Linked DNA regions of Homo sapiens: regions 2 and 3 are each linked to region 1. The links are chromatin contacts, found by Hi-C or POLR2A ChIA-PET in ENCODE. All regions are on one chromosome and are shown on one strand. The core of a region is the stretch at or near the end of the contact, and the rest is flanking DNA. Distances in the headings are between cores, read along the strand shown. Region 1 has its middle 36 kb from the start of LINC00862. Region 2 holds the start of LINC00862 (long intergenic non-protein coding RNA 862). Region 3 has its middle 77 kb from the start of LINC00862.

Region 1 (2,700 bases), core at 140-2,639:
ACTATCCGAACAATGACACCTTACTTCCTGTAAACTATGAGTAAATTCCACACATTCCCATGTTTACATAACCACAGCCCAGGGCTACAATTCCCACATCTTAGTCACATAAATATGTGTTTCGTTTATCATTAGAAAATAAACATGCTTTATATTCTGAGGTCTAACTTAATGGTTTGAACAATATGTAAAAGACTAAACAAACTAAAATATGTGAAACATTAACACTTGAGAAAGGTTTACATGGTCCCAGTTTACTTCCACTTTTACTGAGACATCACTGCTGAATAATTGAAAGGCTCTCAAAAAACTCCAATCTAATTTTGTGTTATTAATCTGAACATCTTTCCTAACAAAGTTCTTTCATCACTGGAAATATGGCAACCCTTTTCCCTTCCTAGCCTAGAAGCAGCAATGAATTGACACAAGACACAGACTGCTCTGAAATCACAAACGTGTTTGGGATTTCTTAAGCTAAAAGGAAAAGGGAAAGGGAAAGGCTTAAAGCAGCATTGCCCAAAAGGAGTTCCCTGGAACACCCAGAACACCAGTCCCCTGAGATAGCCATTGACACATGGCCGAGGTCTGATAATTGCCATCCATAGTTTGTCCCTCTTGGAGGGTCACAGAAGTTCACACAGTTAAGATCCTGCTTACCCTTGTTTAACTCTACATCCCCATACTTATTTGACCCCTCCTTTTTTCTAGTAACATGATTAACATTCCACAGGCACCTCGGGCATTGCTGGTTGGGTCAGTTCTGTTAAATTTATGACCTGGTATTTTGGACAATCATTGAGTCGATCCTGAGAACCAACCTGGTTTGTCAGATGTCAAGATGTTTTGATGTTTTGTCAAGATGTTTGATCTTGCAAAGTCATGATAACCCCACACCAGCAGAAAGAACAAGTGTCAGTCTTTTTTGTCCCTCATCCAGTTTCTTTCCGGCCTGTTAGCACTTCCAAGTCCCTTTGGTAGTAAATGTTCTTTCTGAGATGCAGGGTGTCTGGTCTGACAGTGACTACCAATTTCCTCTTTGGTATCTACCTGAGGGAGTTGCCAAAACTGCCATTACAAAAAAAGGAAGGCACCCCTATTTTCCACCCACACTGCTTTCCTGTCATAGAATATGCAGATATGCCTGATCCGTCACCATACTTAAGAGCTCCATCTCTGGAGTCACACTGCCTGGGTTCAAATTCCAGGCTTCACTGCTTCACAGATGTTACACTGGGCAAATTGCTTTGCCCCTCTGAGCCACAGTTTTTTCATCTGTAACACAGGAGAACAATAAAAGTACCCACCTTTTAAAGAAAAGATTAAAAATGACAATGCTTGTGCTGGGCACCTAACAAATATTTACAGCTATTATTTCTCATTCCTCTGACCCCCTTCATAGCTAATGTAGTTTTAACAGCTAGGACAGAGGACAGAGGAAATGGAAACCATAGGGGAAGAGGAAGAAGGGTGTCTGCGGATGTTTTAGCTATATTTACACTGTGAGATGCAGAAGACAGAGAGACAAAAGCAGAGATCAGAGCTTCAAGGCCCAGAAAAGTAACAGGTGAGTCCCAGACTGAAAAAGAAAAACCTGATCTAAAAGAACAGGCCTCCATTTATGAGACCCTGCCTAGCGCTTCGATATTCATCATGCCAAAAGCTTGGGTTCAAGCCCCATGGGATGTATGTGGCTTCTTTCTATTCAACAGCCCCCATATGTCACCTTAACAAAGGTACGGAGCTGGTGGGTTAACACAAATTCAGTCACCATCACTGGGGCCACATTCCCCCGATTCCCTGACACACCTCCCCAACTATGGGAGGGCAAACAGAGCTGAGTCCCTTGATCTATTTGGTAGAAGAAGTGGATGCTCAATAAATATTTGTTGAATAAATAAGTGTCTGAATGAAAGACAATCAGGTAAGTACATGAATAACTGAGGGTGAATAGCAGAGTGATTATTAGTTTTCAAGCAATTTCTATTTATCTTTTAGGACAAGGATGGGCAAACTTTTTCTGTAAAGAGCCACATAGTGAATATTTTAAGCTTTGTGGTTCCTATGATCTCTGTTGCAATTACCCAACTCTGCACTGTAGTTTGAAAGCAGACATAGACAATATGTCAATGAATGGACACAGTTGTGTTTCATTAAAAGTTTACATACGTACACAGAAATCTGAAGTTTGCATAATTTTCATGTCATAAATTCTTCTTTTTTTTCCCTACCCGTTTAAGAATGTAAAAATCTTTTGGCTCACAAGTCATATAAAAACAGGTGACAGGCAGAGGTGACCCTTGAGCTATAGTTTGCGGGATCCTGTTTTAGAAAATAAGTAAGACTGGACGCGGTGGCTCACGCCTGTAATCCCAGCACTTTGGGAGGCCGAGGGAAGTGGATCATCTGAGGTCAGGAGTTCCAGACCAACCTAACCAACATGGAGAAACCCTCTCTCTACTAAAAATACAAAATTAGACGGGCATGGTGGCGCATGCCTGTAATCCTAGCTACTTGGGAGGCTGAGGCAGGAGAATCGCTTGAACTCAGGAGGCAGATGTTGCAGTGAGCCGAGATCACGCCATTGCACTCCAGCCTGGGCAACAAGAGCGAAACTCCGTCTCAAAAAAAAAAAAAAAAAGAAAATGATAAATAGATGAGGAGGTAGGGAGACAACAAAATATTTATTGAGCATCTACTGTG
Region 2 (2,700 bases), core at 186-2,685, 36 kb after region 1:
TGAGGCTCTTGCTAATCCCAGCAGAATTTTCTTCTTTACAGGGCTGTGCTTCTTTGAGGCCTCTGAGACTAGAATGTTAGTGTCCAAAGCTTTCTCTTTCAAAAGTAGTCAATAGTCAGAAATAAATGTTGGCCTGCAAGTTCAATCTTTTTCTTTTTTTTGAGACAGGGTCTCACTCAGTTGCCCAGGTTGGAGTGCAGTAGCACAATCATGGCTTACTGCAGCCTTGACCTCCTGGGCTCAAGCGATCCTCCTGCTTCAGCCTTCCAAATAGTTGGGACCACAGGCATACCCCACCACACCCAGCTAATTTTTAAAATTTTGTAGACATGATGGTCTCACTTTGTTGCCCAAGTTGGTCTCAAAGTCCTGAGTTCAAGGGATCCTCCCACCTTGGCCTCCCAAAGTGCTGAAATTACAGGTATGAGCCACCGCTTCTAGTCCATCTTCACTTTTTAAAAGGCATAGCTAAACTGCATTGATACAACCTAATGATCTCCCTAATTAATGTAACTTTGCTGGTAATTGTTTTTTTAGAGTCCTCTGTTTAAGATTGGGTTAAATTCAAATCAAATGGTACTGTTTAAACTGTTTGCTGTTTTTTGTGTTTGTTCCCCGTTAGTGCTATCTTGGACATGCTGAGCTTCTAACTGCCACAGGGCTGTTTTGCTACTACTGACCTTATAAAGCCAACAGTTAGTGACTGTGTATATAAGGATTTAAGAGATTATTTTACCAGAATAAGGTTGCTTTGTAGCCATCCGGTGTAAATGGTGTTTCTTTCCATTAACAAATTGAAGAGCTCTTAAGCACCTGAAATTAAATAACAGCTTAAAAAATAAATTAATATACAAAAAATTTAGGTTTACTGACAATATCAGATTATTTCCCATTAAAAAAAATCACCCAACTCTTTTTTCTGATGCCTTTCACGTGGGACTTCAAAAAGCTTTTCCAAATATTTTCACTATCTGTAGTTCTCATTCTAATTTTGTAAATTAAAAAAAAAAAAGAGCCAAATAACTGACCCAAAGTTATGCAGTCAGTTGGTAGTAAAAGCCAAATAAGAGCTCAAATTTAATCTAGTCGTTAGAATCTGCCACAGTGTCCTCTTCGCTAAGTTGTACTACTGCCTCATTTTATTTCCCTTAAAAAATAATTGTTTGCATATCAGTTAAACTGGTCACATTGAAATATAAAACACGCCAGTATTATCAAGAGGTCCTTTCTTAAAGCAACAAAATACAATCACCTTTGTGCTAAAAATAAGCTATAAAAATAATTGTGTACCTTATAAATTTATCTACAAGTTTTAGCCTTCATTATATTCATTAATTAAACTGCCATAAATCTTCCTTTCCTATTGCTAAGATATTCTTAAACTTGCATACAAAGCACCAAAATGCACATCAGCCACAACACACACAAATTCATCACTCAATCTCGGTCCATTACTCTTGCCAAGGTCAGTATAGAATATTCTTGAAATTTTCACTTGTAGAATGAATAGATGTTTTGTAAGGATTATCTATTCAGGCAGAAAAAAAGGGGGGAGGGGAAGAACACAAGAAACAATTAGCTATTCAACTGGTACTGAGCAAATTCCAAGTACGGAATCCTTTGTTTGTTTTTATCTTGTTTTTGTTTTTCTTACCTACCTTGGGACTCCAGTCCACGAGAAGAAATACATCTTGTGAGATTTTTGTACAGCCTTTCTACAAACCTCCGTAGAGAAGGAGACGTTGTTGTCAGTTTTGGCTTCCTTTTGCAGTCAGGGACTGGGACCCAGAGTTATCTATTTGCATTTCAACACCCTTCTTTTGTTTTCGGTCCCACAAGAGGCTCAACCAGTTCAAAAGCAGGTAAGGCAGTTAGATCATTGTAATGACCCTAGAAAACTCAAAGGAGAAAACTTTTGCAAACAATGTGGTTATTTTAGCAAAAAACTACTACTTATTTCATCAGTCAAGCCTACAGAGCTCAAGCTAGACCATCTTGTTAAAAATTTACCTTAGGTTGTTCTTAATTCTCTCTGTGCCCTAGAGAGAGAAGAATGATGGTGGAAAGCAGGGTTAGAGAACAGAGAGGAGGAGAGTTCTGCATCCAGAATCTCTTCTGAATAAACAAATATCGCTAAAATATCCAAATATTCACAGGAATTTACAGGTCACATTATTGCATTTGATTCTGAGAGCAACAGCCTCTGTCATTTCTGCTGAAGGAGCATTCCTATATAACTCTAACAAAATTAAGAGAAAAGAATACTTTCTAGGTGGAGAGAGTTGGAGAGGACGGGTAAAGGTGCAGCCATCCCAGTGTCTGAAGGACACTCAGACACAAATGCTGCTGGTGTATACTTCCTGTCACACCCACTCAGATGACTACATGGTCAAGATTCCAGAATGTGATCCCGACGACAGCTTTCTAAGCATTTAATATTCCAAGAGGCATCAGCAGATAAAAATGTGCAGAGTTGCAAATTTTTAATAGAAAAATCCCCCAGGGTCTATGTTGAAGGTCAGTGTTTGGGAAAAGGCTATATTATAATGGGGCTATGGAGTCACAGATTAGAGACGGAAGGGACCATAAGGTTCATTTCCTCAAGGTCCGTGGTTACACAGCTGGTTTGTGACAGGCTATGAGCTCTCTGGGGTCTCAATCTCACGCTCTTGAGCTTTTGGTTACCAAACCTGCTTAGAT
Region 3 (2,700 bases), core at 154-2,653, 42 kb before region 1:
GAAGACCTAGGTGCCCATCCATGGTGGATTGGATAAAGAAAATGTACATATACACCATGAAATACTACGCAGCCATAAAAAAACAAAATCATGTGCTTTGCAGCAACATGGATGGAGCTGGAGGCCATTATCCTAAGGGAATTAATGTGGGAACAAAAAATCAAGTACCACGTGTTCTCACTTCTAAGTGGGAGCTGAACATTGAGTACACATGGACATAAAGATGTGAACAATAGACACTGCAGACTACTAGAGGCGGGAGGGGTGGAAGGGTATGGGTTGAAAAGCCACCTATGGGGCCCTATGCTCACTGCCTGGGTGAGAGGATCCATACTTCAAACCTCAGCACCACATAATATACCCATGGAACAAGCCTGCACATGTACTCCCTGAATCTAATATAAAAGTTGAAATTACATAAATAAGTAAATAAAATAATCTTCAAAATAACAACATTAAAAATGTAATAATTTGACCACTAAATTAGAATTATTTGGACAGAGGTACAGTATAAGACATCTAAAACACTAGCTGTTTCTTGAGAATACTTATCTCATTGCTGGTGATTCATGTTTATTATTAACTAAGCAATAAAAAAATTAAATGCTTTTTATTTATTTATTTATTTATTTATTTTTCCTTGGGACAGAGTTTCACTCTGTCGCCCAGACTGGAGTGCAGTGGCCCAATCTCGGCTCACTGCAACCTCCACCTCCCAGGTTCAAGAGATTCTCCTGCCTCAGCCTCCCGAGTACCTGGGTCTACAGGTGTATGCCACCACACCCAGCTAATTTTTGTATTTTTAGAAGAGACTGGGTTTCACCATGTTGGCCAGGCTGGCCTTGAACTCCTGACCTCAGTTGATCCTCCAGCCTCAGCCTCCCAAAGTGCTGGGATTACAGGCATGAGCCACCATGCCCAGCCTAAAAGCATTTTATAATAATCTTTGTATTTGCAAGATGAAGAGAATATGTTAGATGGTGCCCTTAGTTTGGGCTGTGATAACAAATACCACAGACTGAGTGGTTTAAACAAAAATGTATTTATCCTAGTTCTGGAGGCTGGAAGTTTGAGATCAGAATGCCAGCACGGTTGAGTTCTTGGTGAAAGACCTCCTCCTGGTTTATAGACAGCTTCTTCCTGCATCCTCACATGGAGGAAAGAGAAATCATCTCTCTCTGTCTCTTCTTATATGAACACTAATCCCATTCATGAGGCCTCCCTCCCTTATGACCTAGTTATCTCCCAAAGGCCTGACCTCAAATACTACCACATTGGGAATTAAGATTTCCACATGTGCATTTTGAGAGGACACAAACATTCAGTCCATAGCAGACAGCAATGTTTTAAATTTTGCCATAGGCAAGTCCAGGACAGAACCTTTGGAATTTCAAACCTCCCTACTCCTGCTACTAATAACCATTCCCTACAGGCCTTGAGCTAAAAATATCCTCCACATTGGGTAAGCTGGAAGAAAAATAAATATTTACCCACCATGAATGACTCCTTTGCCTAATAAACACTGTGTCAAACTTGGTTGCTTTGTCAAGAGGCAGTAAAAAATAGGACTCCAGGTGAGGTGGCTCCCCTACCTATAAACTCAGCTACTCGAGAGGCTGAGGATGGAGGATGCTTTGAGCCCAGAAGTTCAGAGACCAGCTGGACAACATAGTGAGACCCGGTATCTTAAAAAAAGAAAAAAAGAACATTCCAGAACATTTGAGCCATGAAGACACCAGCACAACAAATATTTAGTATCACCATGAAGTCAGTCATTTACAATTTAAAGCTATTCTGTCCTCAAGAGACAGGAAAATTGAAGCTAAAGGGATGCTAAAAGATGGCAGGGAATGTAAATATGCCACCTTAAAAGGGTGAGCTCTGCCGACCAAGGACCAAGAGATCAAACTGGGAGATGGTTCATTTGTCCCTAAAGCCAGTTTAATTTCAGCAATTAACAAAACAGTATTTCATAAAACGAACACAACAGTTTAGTATCAACAATTAATATCAACAATTAAAACCTAGATATCCTATTTCACAACCTTTAAAATTGGCAACTCAAGCTGAGAGCAGGGGCATGAGCCTGTAGCCTCAGCTGAGGCAAGAGGGTTGCTTGAGCCCAGGAGTTTGAGACCAGCCTGGGAAGCATAGTGAGACCCCACCTCTTAAAAAAAAAAATGGTAACTCAACTTCTGGCACATATTAACTAATAACTTTTCTAGTTTGGCCTTTGCCATGGTTTTTTTGTTTTTGTTTTTGTTTCTGTTTTTTGAGATGGAGTCTCGCTCTGTCACCCAGGCTGGAGTGCAGTGGTGCAGTCTCGGCTCACCGCAACCTCCACCTCCTGGGTTCAAGTGATTCTCCTGCCTCAGCCTCCCAAGTAGCTGGGACTACAGATGTGTGCCACCACGCCTGGCTAATTTTTTTGTATTTTTAGTAGAGACGGGGTTTCACCGTGTTAGCCAGGATGGTCTCGATCTCCTGACCTCGTGATCCGCCTGCCTCGGCCTCCTGAAGTGCTGGGATTACAGGCATGAGCCACTGCACCCGGCCTGCCATGTTTTTTTGTTTTTTTTTTTTGTTTTTTTTTTTTAGGGCTAAAGACTAAAACTGTTCCCATAAAGCCTTTTCTCTGTCAGAACCTGCAGTTCTACCATTCATTCAGCTGCTCAAGCCCCCGACCCATTGAGCTCAATG

The links. A loop is a pair of places that touch in the nucleus more often than their neighbours do. ChIA-PET counts read pairs that join two places held with the same protein, here RNA polymerase II (POLR2A). Pooled maps may share reads with other maps.
Region 2: a map of Caco-2 shows a loop between it and region 1 (5-fold over the local background). The contact joins the promoter of LINC00862 here to the enhancer-like site in region 1. A Hi-C loop is called at or near these places in 8 of 168 maps with a recorded cell type or tissue (Caco-2, Calu3, HepG2 and 5 more) and 3 of 50 pooled maps. POLR2A ChIA-PET finds 5 or more read pairs at or near these places in 16 of 52 experiments (A673, BJ, H1 and 12 more).
Region 3: a map of Caco-2 shows a loop between it and region 1 (4-fold over the local background). The contact joins two enhancer-like sites. A Hi-C loop is called at or near these places in 2 of 168 maps with a recorded cell type or tissue (Caco-2 and PC-3) and 1 of 50 pooled maps. POLR2A ChIA-PET finds 5 or more read pairs at or near these places in 10 of 52 experiments (B cell, CD4-positive, alpha-beta T cell, Caco-2 and 7 more).

Annotation. Positions count from the first base shown.
Region 1 is chr1:200,336,547-200,339,246 of GRCh38, forward strand. No RefSeq gene overlaps it. Among named protein-coding and RNA genes, the nearest start is that of LINC00862, 36 kb to the right of the region's middle. Within about 2 kb of position 1,390, at least 4 of the 41 ENCODE cell types and tissues checked have a DNase peak (open chromatin) inside an H3K27ac peak, as active enhancers do; they include OCI-LY7, PC-9 and Panc1, where a contact is called at or near this core.
Region 2 is chr1:200,372,357-200,375,056 of GRCh38, forward strand. It overlaps LINC00862 (long intergenic non-protein coding RNA 862), which reads right to left and starts at 1,436. Exons shown (of 5, transcript NR_040064.1): 1 at 1,291-1,436; 2 at 737-813. RefSeq lists enhancers at 1-320, 1,717-2,700.
Region 3 is chr1:200,294,973-200,297,672 of GRCh38, forward strand. No RefSeq gene overlaps it. Among named protein-coding and RNA genes, the nearest start is that of LINC00862, 77 kb to the right of the region's middle. Within about 2 kb of position 1,404, at least 2 of the 41 ENCODE cell types and tissues checked have a DNase peak (open chromatin) inside an H3K27ac peak, as active enhancers do; they include PC-9, where a contact is called at or near this core.